Regions from separate parts of the Homo sapiens genome. Here region 2 is linked to region 1. Evidence: chromatin contacts called from ENCODE Hi-C or POLR2A ChIA-PET data. All regions are on one chromosome and are shown on one strand. Each heading gives the region's core, a stretch centred on a gene start or an enhancer-like site at or near the end of the contact. The rest is flanking DNA. Distances are from core to core; before and after follow the strand shown. Region 1 holds the start of WNT10A (Wnt family member 10A). Region 2 holds the start of GMPPA (GDP-mannose pyrophosphorylase A).

Region 1 (5,105 bases), core at 2,575-5,074:
TCCTGCAGGGGGTGAGATAGGGTGGAAGATGCTGGACATCTTCCTCCACAATGCCAGGGAGGGAAGCTGGGGAAGTGGCATGAACTGGCACCATTCTAGGCAGGTTAAAAGGAATTCAGAGGAAGTTGTATGGTACAATGAAAAATGCCTTGTTTGCTAGCTTGACCTTGGTCAAGTCAGTTAACCTATCTGAGCACTTCCTATCACCTAATAGGGGTCCCTGATTGCTTTTTAGCACATTGTGAGAATGCACTTCCATCTTTAAACTGCTGGCCACATGTTACTGGTCCATCTTCTGTTACCAAGCCCTGAAGGCGTCTGGGCACTGCCTTCTATGAAGGGTGGGAGTGATTACCAGAAGGCACCATTGGGACTTCTAGCCTTATCTTCTTTGAGCCCAGAGATAGATCTGTGCTGTTGCCCTGCTGCCTGGGAAGGGGCCGGAAGTAGAGTTCCCACCACCACCCACCCCTGCTCATCCAGCTGCTCAGCCTCAGGCAGTCTGAGCCATCAAAGTCCCCTGCTGGCTGAATGGCAGGGGACATGTGGAACTGGGGAGATGGGGGAAGTGCAAAGAGGCACCCCAGATGTGTGTGTGACCACATCAGGAACAGGCGGAACACAGGCAGATGGGTGAGGAGGCCGAGTGGAAGGCCTAGGATCAGCCTGAGGCCACGGGCTCGGGGAACAATTCCCTTCCCTTTCAATGACCAAACACATTGGGAGTTTGGGGAGACTGCAGCAGCAAGCCATTCCCCCTTACCTTGCTGAGGGTTGGTGGCCTCTGAGGCCTGGACAATGGAATGAAGAGCCTCCTTATTGGTCTGTGGCTCCTTGGCGTTCTTCTTCAGCAAGACAAACTTCTCCAGCTGGGCACCAGGACTGGGCTGGGGCTGGACTGGGCTAGGCTGGGGCTGTGAGGGTCCCACCTGTTCTCACCCCCATGCTTCCCCGGCCCTTCCTCCCTGTGACCTTCTCCAGAGCTGCCACAGCTGGAACCATTCTCCAAGCTGCCTTTCATCCCCAGTGCTCCCCCGCCCCCCAGTGGCCCCTGTAATTGTGGTCTTAGGCGGCGGCTGCGGGGGCTGGGGCTGGGCTGAGGGCCAGGGCCCAGGGCAGGGCCAGGGTGGGGACTAGGGGGTGCTGATAGGGGCTTGGCCATGGTGTGGGTCATTTGGGGCTGGGACCCCAGGGGCAGACAGTCTCTGGGCCTCACCTACATACATGCCAAGGCTCTGGACCAACACAGACTCTCCCCTCCCTTCACTGAGAAGTGCTCTGACTTGGGCACTCCTAGACCCTCCTGACACCAGGGCAGAGCCACGCCTGAGTGCAAGCCTCAGTATCACTATTTGCCTCCGGAGGCTTTTTTGTTTTTTTTTAAGAAAGGGTTTTCTCGGTCTCCTTTGCACCTCTGTATTTCACAGACAGTGGAGGTGGGGAAGAAAAGAGACCCCCTCATCAGAGAGATGCCAAAGGAAACTAAATCAGCTCCTCAACCAGGTCAGCAGCGTTTCCCAAAAGGAGTCCCCACCAGAATCACTGGGGATGCTAGCTAGAAAGACAGACACCCAGGCCTTTCCCTGGAAAGGCTGATTCAACTTCATGGGGCCTGGAATCCGCATTCCCACAATGGCCCACCCCAGGGGACACTTGTGCTGCATCAAGCGTGGGAAATGCTAGTGTGAGCGCGTGATGGGGAATAAGGACATCTGTAAGCTGATTATGAGTCCCTTCCCTGTGTCACGTTCCTAATTCTTTCTGGGCCTCAGTTTCCCCAACAGCCAATAAGAATATGACTCTCCAGCTTGCTGGTGTCCTCTCTCATCCTGGGCTGGTGCCTGTCTCCTGTCTTGAGTCTGGTCCCACCCTTACCCTTACCGCTTACCCTTCCCAAATGCTAGTCCCAAGCTGTCCCCGTTTCTGCAGCATGGTAGGGAGAGTGGGGAGGGCAGGGGGCAGTTGGGGTCAAATAAGGCTCTAGCTGACGCAGTCTGCTTGCTGCCCCTGGCTGTTTTCCTGCAGTCCAGCCAGACTGCTCCCCCCCCACTGCCCCACCCCCACCCCCAGCAGCCTCAAGCCCTTAATTCCTGACAGCTGCGGTGGCTGCCGGCAGAGATGAGGGGGAAAGGAGGGGGGAGTATGCCGTCAGCCTGCTGTTGCTCAGGCCGCCCCCACCACCTGACAGTCTGGGGACAAGGAGGGCCCCACCCCCTCCTTCAGTTCCCCAGGGATGGGCAATTCCAGGAATGGGCCTTTTTTGTCTCTGAGCCCAGAGGCTCCCATAGTTTTGTTCCTAAGCCAGCAGGGGCTCTCTTCAGAGAGAGGGGCATGTTTGTGTAAAGGCTTGTGCCCATTTTACAGAGGAGGATGCCGAGGGCACAGGGCAGGAGCACGATCCACTATCAGGGCCCAGGCTAGCACCAGAAACAGACGGCAGAGCTGCCTTTCCCCTGCCCTCTGGCTCTCAGGCCCTTGCTTGGGCCCAGCACACTTGCACTATATCGAGGAGGGGCCCAGTGTTCAGTTGGGGTGGAGGGACAGGAAGATCTCAGCGAGAAGTAGACCTGAGCCAGGAGGCTGGTATTAGGGACCTCCTAGAGGACCATGTGCAGGTGGGGCCAGGGAGGGCCAGGACAAGACTGAGAGTATCTGCGGGCACAGGCAGGCAACACTCAGTGTTGGGGAGGCAGCTGCTGCGCTGGGAGTCAGGAGAGCTGCGTTCGGTTCTCGCTCTTCCGCTAATTTGCTGTGTGACCTCTTTGAGCCTCGATATTTTCTTGTGAAATAAAGGGGAGCTAAATAAACTATCTCAACGGCCACTTCTAGGGTTAAAAGTCTCTCTAACGCCTCCTCCCAGGACGTGCCACCCCGGGCGCTCCTACGCAAGCATTTTCTGGGGGCCTGACACTGCTGCCTCCCCGGGCTCACTGAGGAGACAAGGTGGTCCCCATGAGCCGCATTCCGCAAAGGGGCAGAGGAGGTCTCCGTGAGCAGGAGCAGGAGGCACCTGTTTAAGGTCACACAGCAAAGGGGAGAAGAAACCAGAGGCTGCCAAACTCCTCTGCAGGAGCCCACACCTGCCTCACACCAGGCAGGCCTGGGGGAAGTCCCTCCTCTGGCGGAGGAGGCGAAACACAGAGGCCAGCCCCTCCCCTCCAGCCCCTGCAGGTGTGTGTGTTGGGGTGGGATGGGGGCGCTCCCCAGCAGCTGCGTCTCTGCCAGGCACACACACCTCGCGGTAACACATATCCCCCACACAACCCAGCGCGCTCCACACACAGGCATCTTCCTGTGCACGCGCGCACAGACCCCAACACCTTTCCCTCTGTTGCCCTCAGCAGGGACGCTCCCACCCCCAGTCCCCAGCGGACGCAGTGGCCTCGGGACTCGTACACGCCTCCACGCCCCGCCGCGTGACGTCACGTGGGGTAGAGCCCTGAGACACTAAATGGCGGGGGGGTGGGGGGAGGAAAGGGAAGGCGGCAGAGCTCCCCGAGCCGGGACAGTCACTTACTCTACAGGCAGTGGGGCCCGACACAGACAGCGCCGCCCCCGCCAGCCAGCCTCGCACGCCCTCGGAAGCGCAGGCTCCCGGCGCTGCGCTGGAGGGTTCCCCGGCACCCCAGCCTCCCGTCCCCAGCCCGCTGCACCTCCGGGCCCCCCTTACCCTTGAGAGGCACCGGGAGTTGTCGCGGGGGGGCCTCGGGAAATTCCCCGGACCCCTGTGCCAGGAGGTGCCCGGTTCGCCCGCTCTTCACCCCCCGCCCCCCCCGAGGGCGGTGCCCGGGGGTGCTGCCCCATGGAGCGGGGAGGCGGGCGCCGTCTGCTCCGGGAGCCCTGACCCGAGTCGGAGCTGTGTGTCGCAGCCGCCCCGACCCCCCGCCGATCATGCGCCGGCGCCCCTGGCTCTCCAGTCCCACTGGGCTGTGAGCCCCCCACTCCCAGCCCGTCAGGGCCTGCGCGCCATGGGCAGCGCCCACCCTCGCCCCTGGCTGCGGCTCCGACCCCAGCCCCAGCCGCGGCCAGCGCTCTGGGTGCTCCTGTTCTTCCTACTGCTGCTGGCTGCTGCCATGCCCAGGTGAGCCCTCACCTCATGCTCCGCCCTCCTAGAGAGTTGGGACCCCGGCCTGCAGGGGCCTCTGATGCTCTTGCTGGGGTAGAGGACCCTGGAAGAAGGGAGGGACAGGGTCATAGGAAAGTGCTGGTGCCCAACCAAAGGCAGTGAGCTCCCTCATAGGAGGGGGTTGGACTGGTGACAGGATATGGGCAGTCCAGGGAGACAAGGCAGTGCCCAGGAGCATGATGGCAACTAGGAGGGGAGGTGTGTGTGGGGGGGGAGCAAGTGCCAGTCTGGAGTTCCTGCCCTGTTGGGGGAATGCACCCCCACCTCAGGAGTAAGCACAAGCTGCCTCACTCCTTCCTGCAGCTCAGCCCCAGGTAGGGGCAGGGGTTGGGAGGCTGGAAGGGGGTAGCCCAGGTGGGGTCAGTGAGAGACTGCAGCTGCAAGAGCTGTGTGTGTGTGTGTGTGTGTGTGTGTGTTTTCAATCGAGCCCAGGATCCCAGCAAACTGTGTTGGTAAACAGTAGTTTGTATGTGTGCCCATGTGTGCATGTGAGAGCTCATGGGTCAATGTATGTTAAGATGAACACATGTGTAAATGGGAGTGTCTTTGTGTGTGTGTCTGTAACTATGTCTGATGAAGTGTGCATGTGCGTAAGTGTGCTGGGGTTGGGTTTGTGTGTCCACCACAATGTGTGCAGAAGTGTGTCTATGTGAATGTGACTGAAACATATCTGTGGGAGTGGGCTTGTGGGGAACCCTGTGTGTATGGGCATCTATTCCTGGGGATGTGCATAGGAAATACTGTGGCCACAAGCATGGTGGATGTGTGTGCATTTGCACGCTTACCTGTGTGGGTGTGCAGCTAGCTGAGTGAGTTGCACTGGGCAGGATGATTGTGAGGAGGTCAAGGAGAGAGGAATGTGTAGGAGTGTACTGATGGGCCCAACCTTCAGAAGCAGAGGTTGGAAGAGGGAGTGATTATGGCCGTTGGGACAGAGTGTGTGTTGTTAGATGGGGCTCTCCTGGTCCCCCCAAAACAC
Region 2 (5,368 bases), core at 651-3,150, 620 kb after region 1:
TCGAGGACCCTGACGTGGTGGCACTGGTGGTGCGCGACGGCGAGCTGGCAGACCTGGGCCAGTACAGCATCAACGTCACCAACCCCTTCGGCCAGTGCTCCGACTCGGCGCGCATCCTCGTGGAAGGTACGCGCGCCCCGGGCGCAGCGCCAGGGCGCAGACCAGCACCACTCAGCCAGAGCCCGCAGCCCGGTCCAGCTGCGCGTGTTTACCTCTGGGCCTAGCTACAGGGTCCCCGCCAGCCCAGCTCTGGGCACGGCCTGGGGCGCATCGCCGCGCCAGCCAAGTGCGTCCTTCCCTACCTCGGGATCCAGCTCCACCCGGGCTGAGCAGTCAGCTGTGGACTTCCATCACGCGGCTCCGGGTCCCCAAGGTCACACAGCAAGCCAGAGGCAGAGCCAGGGTTGGACCCGGGTCTTCTGGCTCCCAACTCTGGCAATTTCCACTACCCGGAGCGGTCTCTGAGGCACCGCGAGATGTGTGAACATTCAGGGGCTTTCGCCCGCCTTATCTCTCTTGATCCTCTATTCGACCCCGAGAAGTAGGAGAGGCAGGGATAAGTCCCTTTAACAGCCAAGGAGATGAAACCAGAGAGGCTAATGATTTGCTCAACGTCACACTGCGAGTTTAAATGCATCTGTATTTAGTGCCGGGTATTAGCCGGTGAGGTGATGCCCTGCCTCATCTCCGGGTCCTTCACGGGGTTTCGCTCCCCTTTCCTTCCGCTAGTCCCGACGAAGATTCAAAAGGGACCCGACAACACTAAGGCGCGCAAAGGCACCACCGTGACGCTGACTGCGGAGATCCTGGGAGAGCCTGCGCCCGACGTAGGCTGGACCAAGGACGGGGAGGACATCGAGGAGGATGACAGGCGAGGGCCGGGACCTGCGGCACGGCCAGGGCCTGGGGCTGGAACCTGGGTGGGACTGAGCCCAGAAATCTGGCTGGAGTGACGGGGGCGGGGACTGGGCAGCGAGGAACAGAGCTGGCTAAGGAGCCCCGCCCAGTGCGCCCGTGTACTGACCACGGCTCCGCCCTCCTCCCCGCCGCCCTTCCGCAGGGTGTTCTTCGAGATCGGCAGCACCACCACGACGCTGACCATTCGCCGGGCCACGCCTCAGGACAGCGGCAAGTACGAGGTGTACGTGGAGAACAGCCTGGGCATGGACCAGAGCTTCGCTCGCGTCGACGTGGCCTGAACGGCACCCCCGGACCTTCCGCCCTGGCGCCGAGCCCGGGGGTGGTGGGACCCACAGCCCTCCACCAGCTTGCTTAATAAAGCTGCTCTCTGACCCTCCGCGTCTGTCCTGCTCTTCCGCGTCGCCATTCCCTCTCCCCCGCACCAGCGCCCACACGTATTCCAGACCCCCACGCCAAGGTCACAGCCTGTTGGAGTCACAGGGAGGTCTGGAGAGCGCCTAGCGCCGTGCTGCATTTCAGACAGTCAAACTGATAAGAGTTGCCCTCGCCGTCCAAGGCGCCCTCACTTCCCAGCGGTACCGCCGGCTGGGCCTGGGACTCCGCCTTCTCCGCTTTTGAGCGCCTCCAGCCCCAGCCCCTTGTGGCTGTTTGCCCCTGGCCCCGCCCCTTCCAGGGCTGGCCACACACCCCTGCTGTCCTTAGTCCCGTTTTCCTGTGGGACCCAGTTCCTCACTTCGGCTGCTGCCCCGAGGCCGATTCCCCAACAGCTCGGGTCCCAGTCTTAAGTTCCAGGCTGGGCTTCTCAGGCCCCACCCTTCTTCGCATTTAACCCCGCCCCGCGATCCCTTGGTCACACCCCTGGACTTCAGCACCTCTTTCCTCTCCCATAAAGTTAGAAAGCGGGTAAAGGGTCAGACTACAATTCCCGGCAGACCCTGCGAATGAGTTCTCGCGACTTGCGAGAAGACACGTGCGCGGAAGGAGCTTGCAGTAGCGGGCGGCAGAGCTGGAGTGAAGGGAGCTAGTGGTAAAGGGAGCTGGTGGAGGGGTGGCGGCAGGGGTAAGGGGCAGGGGACACCCTCTAGACGGAGAGCGGGCTCCGAGGTCCTGGCTGGCCCTCGGTGCGCCCGCCCCTGTGTTGGTCCCACAATCCCTGGCAATGAGAGGCCAGGGTTTATTGGACAGAGTCAGTTGTGGGGTTCAGAGGGTCAGCAATCAATCAATCCTCCGAATCCAGAGATTTAGACCCAGTCGTCCGTATTAGGACTGGAGGGGGGTCAATAGGTTCAGTGTTTGAGATGCCAAGGGAACCTGTCTTTTGATTTGGGGTTCAACATACAGAGGTTAGTTTTAGGATTCATGTTTAGCATATAGAGGATTTTTGCTGGGATTAGGGGTTCTTCAAATTCAGATCAGTGTTAGTTCAGTACTTGGGGATTACGTTCAGGATTTAAGTTAAATATCTGAGGCTCACTCAGGGTTTGCTGTCCAATATTCAGGGTTCACTATTGGGGTTCAGGGCTTAATATCTAGAATGAAGACGCAACACTTTGGGAATTTGAGGCTTCAGTATTTTGAGGTTTGGGTCTGAGAAGGGAGTCTCTGCCAGGTTTCTGAATTTGCAGAATTTGTTCATGGCCAGAGGGAAGTCTTTTAGAGATCAAATTGTGGGGTGTGAATTTCAGAATTTGGGAGGAATCACTGTGAGGTTTGAAGGCCGACTGGAATCTGGGTTGGGATTTGAGATGTGTGGGATTTGTGAGGTTCTGTCCAGGCAGGGACTATATTGAGCTTTGGGTTTACATCTTGGGGGAGGGCTAAGTGCTGCTATTTGGGGTTTGGGGTTTGGTTGGGGTGTGAGATCTGAGCTTGATTTCTCTGCTGGGATTTGAGATGTGTGGGATTTGTGAGGTGTTGGGTCCAGGCAGAGACTATATTGAGCTTTGGGTTTACATCTTGGGAGAGGGCTAAGTGTTGCTATTTGGGTTTTGGGGCTTGGTTGGGGTAGGAGATCTGAGCTTGATTTCTCTGTTGGAATTTGAAGTTTAGGTAGCAGTCACCATTATGCTCAAAGCGGTGATCCTGATTGGAGGCCCTCAAAAGGGTGAGGTGCCAGGGGAATGGGGGGAGGAGGTTGGGCTGGAGTGGTAGGCGGGATGGGGGCAGAGGAAGGCAGGAGGCCGAAATGTTCTCCTCTCTCCTCTCCCAGGAACTCGCTTCAGACCTTTGTCTTTTGAGGTGCCCAAACCATTGTTTCCTGTGGCAGGGGTCCCTATGATCCAACACCATATTGAAGCCTGTGCCCAGGTAACCTCAGGGGCTCCCCTCTCTCACCTCACTTCCTGCTTATCTTCATGCTGTTTCCCCCTTTCCCAACCATGAACTCTTCCCACCAGGCATAACTCCAAGGACCATCATTCACAGATGACAATGTGAATGGCGCCCCCTCAAGTTATGCTGTGCAGCTGCCCTGCTGTCTTCCCCTAATCTAGTTTCTCATCTGGCCTCTTCCTGCTCAGATTTCACTCCTATTTTTAAAGTGTGGAATGTGAGATCAGGCAAGGATCTTGGAGACAATGTAAAGCCGTAGCATGGAGACTCTTAATGATAACCAAGCACAAATTCATATCCTTGATCACATTGTTGCTCATTTCTTTATTGCTTTTCGTATTGAGCCAGGCAAGGTTTTGGTTTGAATTCAGTCTCTGCCTGCTGTGAGGTCTGCAACAAATAACACACCCTCTCTGACACTCAGTTTCCTTATGTGTAAAATGGGGGTGATTAGACCTACCTTGTTGGGTGGTGAAGCTTAGAAATGATATTTGTAAAATGCCTAGTACAACGCAGACCCTTGATAAATGGTACCCTTACCTCATGCTGATCTCAAGCTTAGGCTGACAGATAATAAAAATGGCCGGGGGGGAGGGGGCGGGGTGGAAATGGATTAATGCAGCTTGGTAGGCAAAGTCTTTCTTAGAGTGAGTCCCAGTTCAGGTTGGTGGGGGTAATAATTGATTGAAAGATCAGGCCTGGCATGGTAGCTCATGTCTGTAATCCCAACGCTTTTTGAGGCCGAGTCAGGAGGATCGCTTGAGGCCAGGAGTTCTAGCCTAGCTTTGGCAACATCAAGAGACCCCTTCTCTACAAAAAGTTTAAAAATTAGCTAGATGTGATGGCCTGGCTGTAGTCCTAGCTGCTCTAGAGGCTGAGGCAGGTGGTGACATGGCTGTAGTCTTCAATACTCAGGAGGCTGAGGTGGGAGGATCGCTTGAGCCCAGGACGTGGAGGCTGCAGTGAGCCAAAATCATGCCACTGCACTCCAGCCTGGGCAACAGAGCGAGACCCTTTTTCACAAAAATAAAACAAAACGAAAAAAGATCAGGCCTCCGACTTCCTCCAAATTCCTCATTGTCCAGAGGAGAAAATAGCCCAGAGTGGTGAGTGCCCTGGGGCCCCACAGCTGAGACTGAAACTGGTTTCTGGACTTTGGGCCAGCACCAAGGATTTCCCCAACATCCCCTCCTATTAGATATTCTTCATCCCAGCCTCTTCCCTTGTCCTCAGGTCCCTGGAATGCAGGAGATTCTGCTCATTGGCTTCTACCAACCTGATGAGCCCCTCACCCAGTTCCTAGAAGCCGCCCAGCAGGAGTTTAACCTTCCAGTCAGGTGTTTGTGCACACACTCGTATATGGGGGGGTGGGGATGCCCTAGGCCTCTGAGTTCTTGGAAGTGGGTTGAGTCAGCATTTGCTGGAGTTCATCCTCGCCTACTAGAAGGATTCTTGTTTGGACATCAATGAATCTCTGAGTATATAGAGTTTCTCTGTGGGCCTTGGGCAGGAGTAGTCCTGGGAGCAAGCGGTGGCGGTCAGGTGCCCTGGCTCATGGTATCTGTTTCCTAAGATCCACTGAGCTGGCTCTCGGGTCCCTGGGGACAGGTACCTGCAGGAATTTGCCCCCCTAGGCACAGGGGGTGGTCTTTACCATTTTCGAGACCAGATCCTGGCTGGGAGCCCCGAGGCATTCTTCGTGCTCAATGCTGATGTCTGCTCCGACTTCCCCTTGAGTGCTATGTTGGAAGCCCACCGACGCCAGCGTCACCCTTTCTTACTCCTTGGCACTACGGTGAGGGGGTCAGGAGGGCTGGAGGGTGTAGAGGAGGTGATCCCAAGAGCTTCCCGGAATTCAGGGTGTTGGGGAGGCAGGGGCGCCCCGGGAGTTGGTGTGGGAGCTGGCGTCAGGAGGGAGATGCGCTGCTCTGGCAGCATGGAGGTGTTAGTGGAGACCCCGAGCCCTCTGGCTGTTCAGAAGTAGGGAGGGGGAGGGCAGCTGTCAGTTTCCACCCTTGCTGAAGGCCTGTCAGTGGCAGAGCTGCATGCCAGGTGCTGTAGCGGAGGGAAAGAAAGAAAAAACAGACGTGGCTGCCCTGGAGCAGGCGGGTCACTG

Evidence for each region. A loop is a pair of places that touch in the nucleus more often than their neighbours do. ChIA-PET counts read pairs that join two places held with the same protein, here RNA polymerase II (POLR2A). Pooled maps may share reads with other maps.
Region 2: a loop to region 1 is called in a pooled map, with 5 times the contacts of the local background. The contact joins the promoter of GMPPA here to the promoter of WNT10A in region 1. A Hi-C loop is called at or near these places in 2 of 168 maps with a recorded cell type or tissue (both naive thymus-derived CD4-positive, alpha-beta T cell), 2 of 37 single-sample maps with no recorded cell type and 11 of 50 pooled maps. POLR2A ChIA-PET finds 5 or more read pairs at or near these places in 1 of 52 experiments (activated T-cell).

Annotation. Positions count from the first base shown.
Region 1 is chr2:218,877,028-218,882,132 of GRCh38, forward strand. It overlaps WNT10A (Wnt family member 10A), which reads left to right and starts at 3,825. Exons shown (of 4, transcript NM_025216.3): 1 at 3,825-4,081. The coding sequence starts at 3,969. RefSeq lists silencers at 3,251-3,310, 3,531-3,740, 3,761-3,900.
Region 2 is chr2:219,496,991-219,502,358 of GRCh38, forward strand. GMPPA (GDP-mannose pyrophosphorylase A) reads left to right here and starts at 1,901. Exons shown (of 13, transcript NM_013335.4): 1 at 1,901-1,948; 2 at 2,966-3,025; 3 at 3,131-3,228; 4 at 4,486-4,589; 5 at 4,861-5,047. The coding sequence starts at 2,986. SPEGNB (SPEG neighbor) reads left to right here. Exons shown (of 5, transcript NM_001286811.2): 3 at 1-126; 4 at 730-871; 5 at 1,061-1,297. The coding sequence ends at 1,199. The region is part of intron 1 of ASIC4-AS1 (ASIC4 antisense RNA 1); the gene reads right to left. RefSeq lists enhancers at 1-140, 141-958, 959-1,776, 1,781-1,970 and a silencer at 871-950.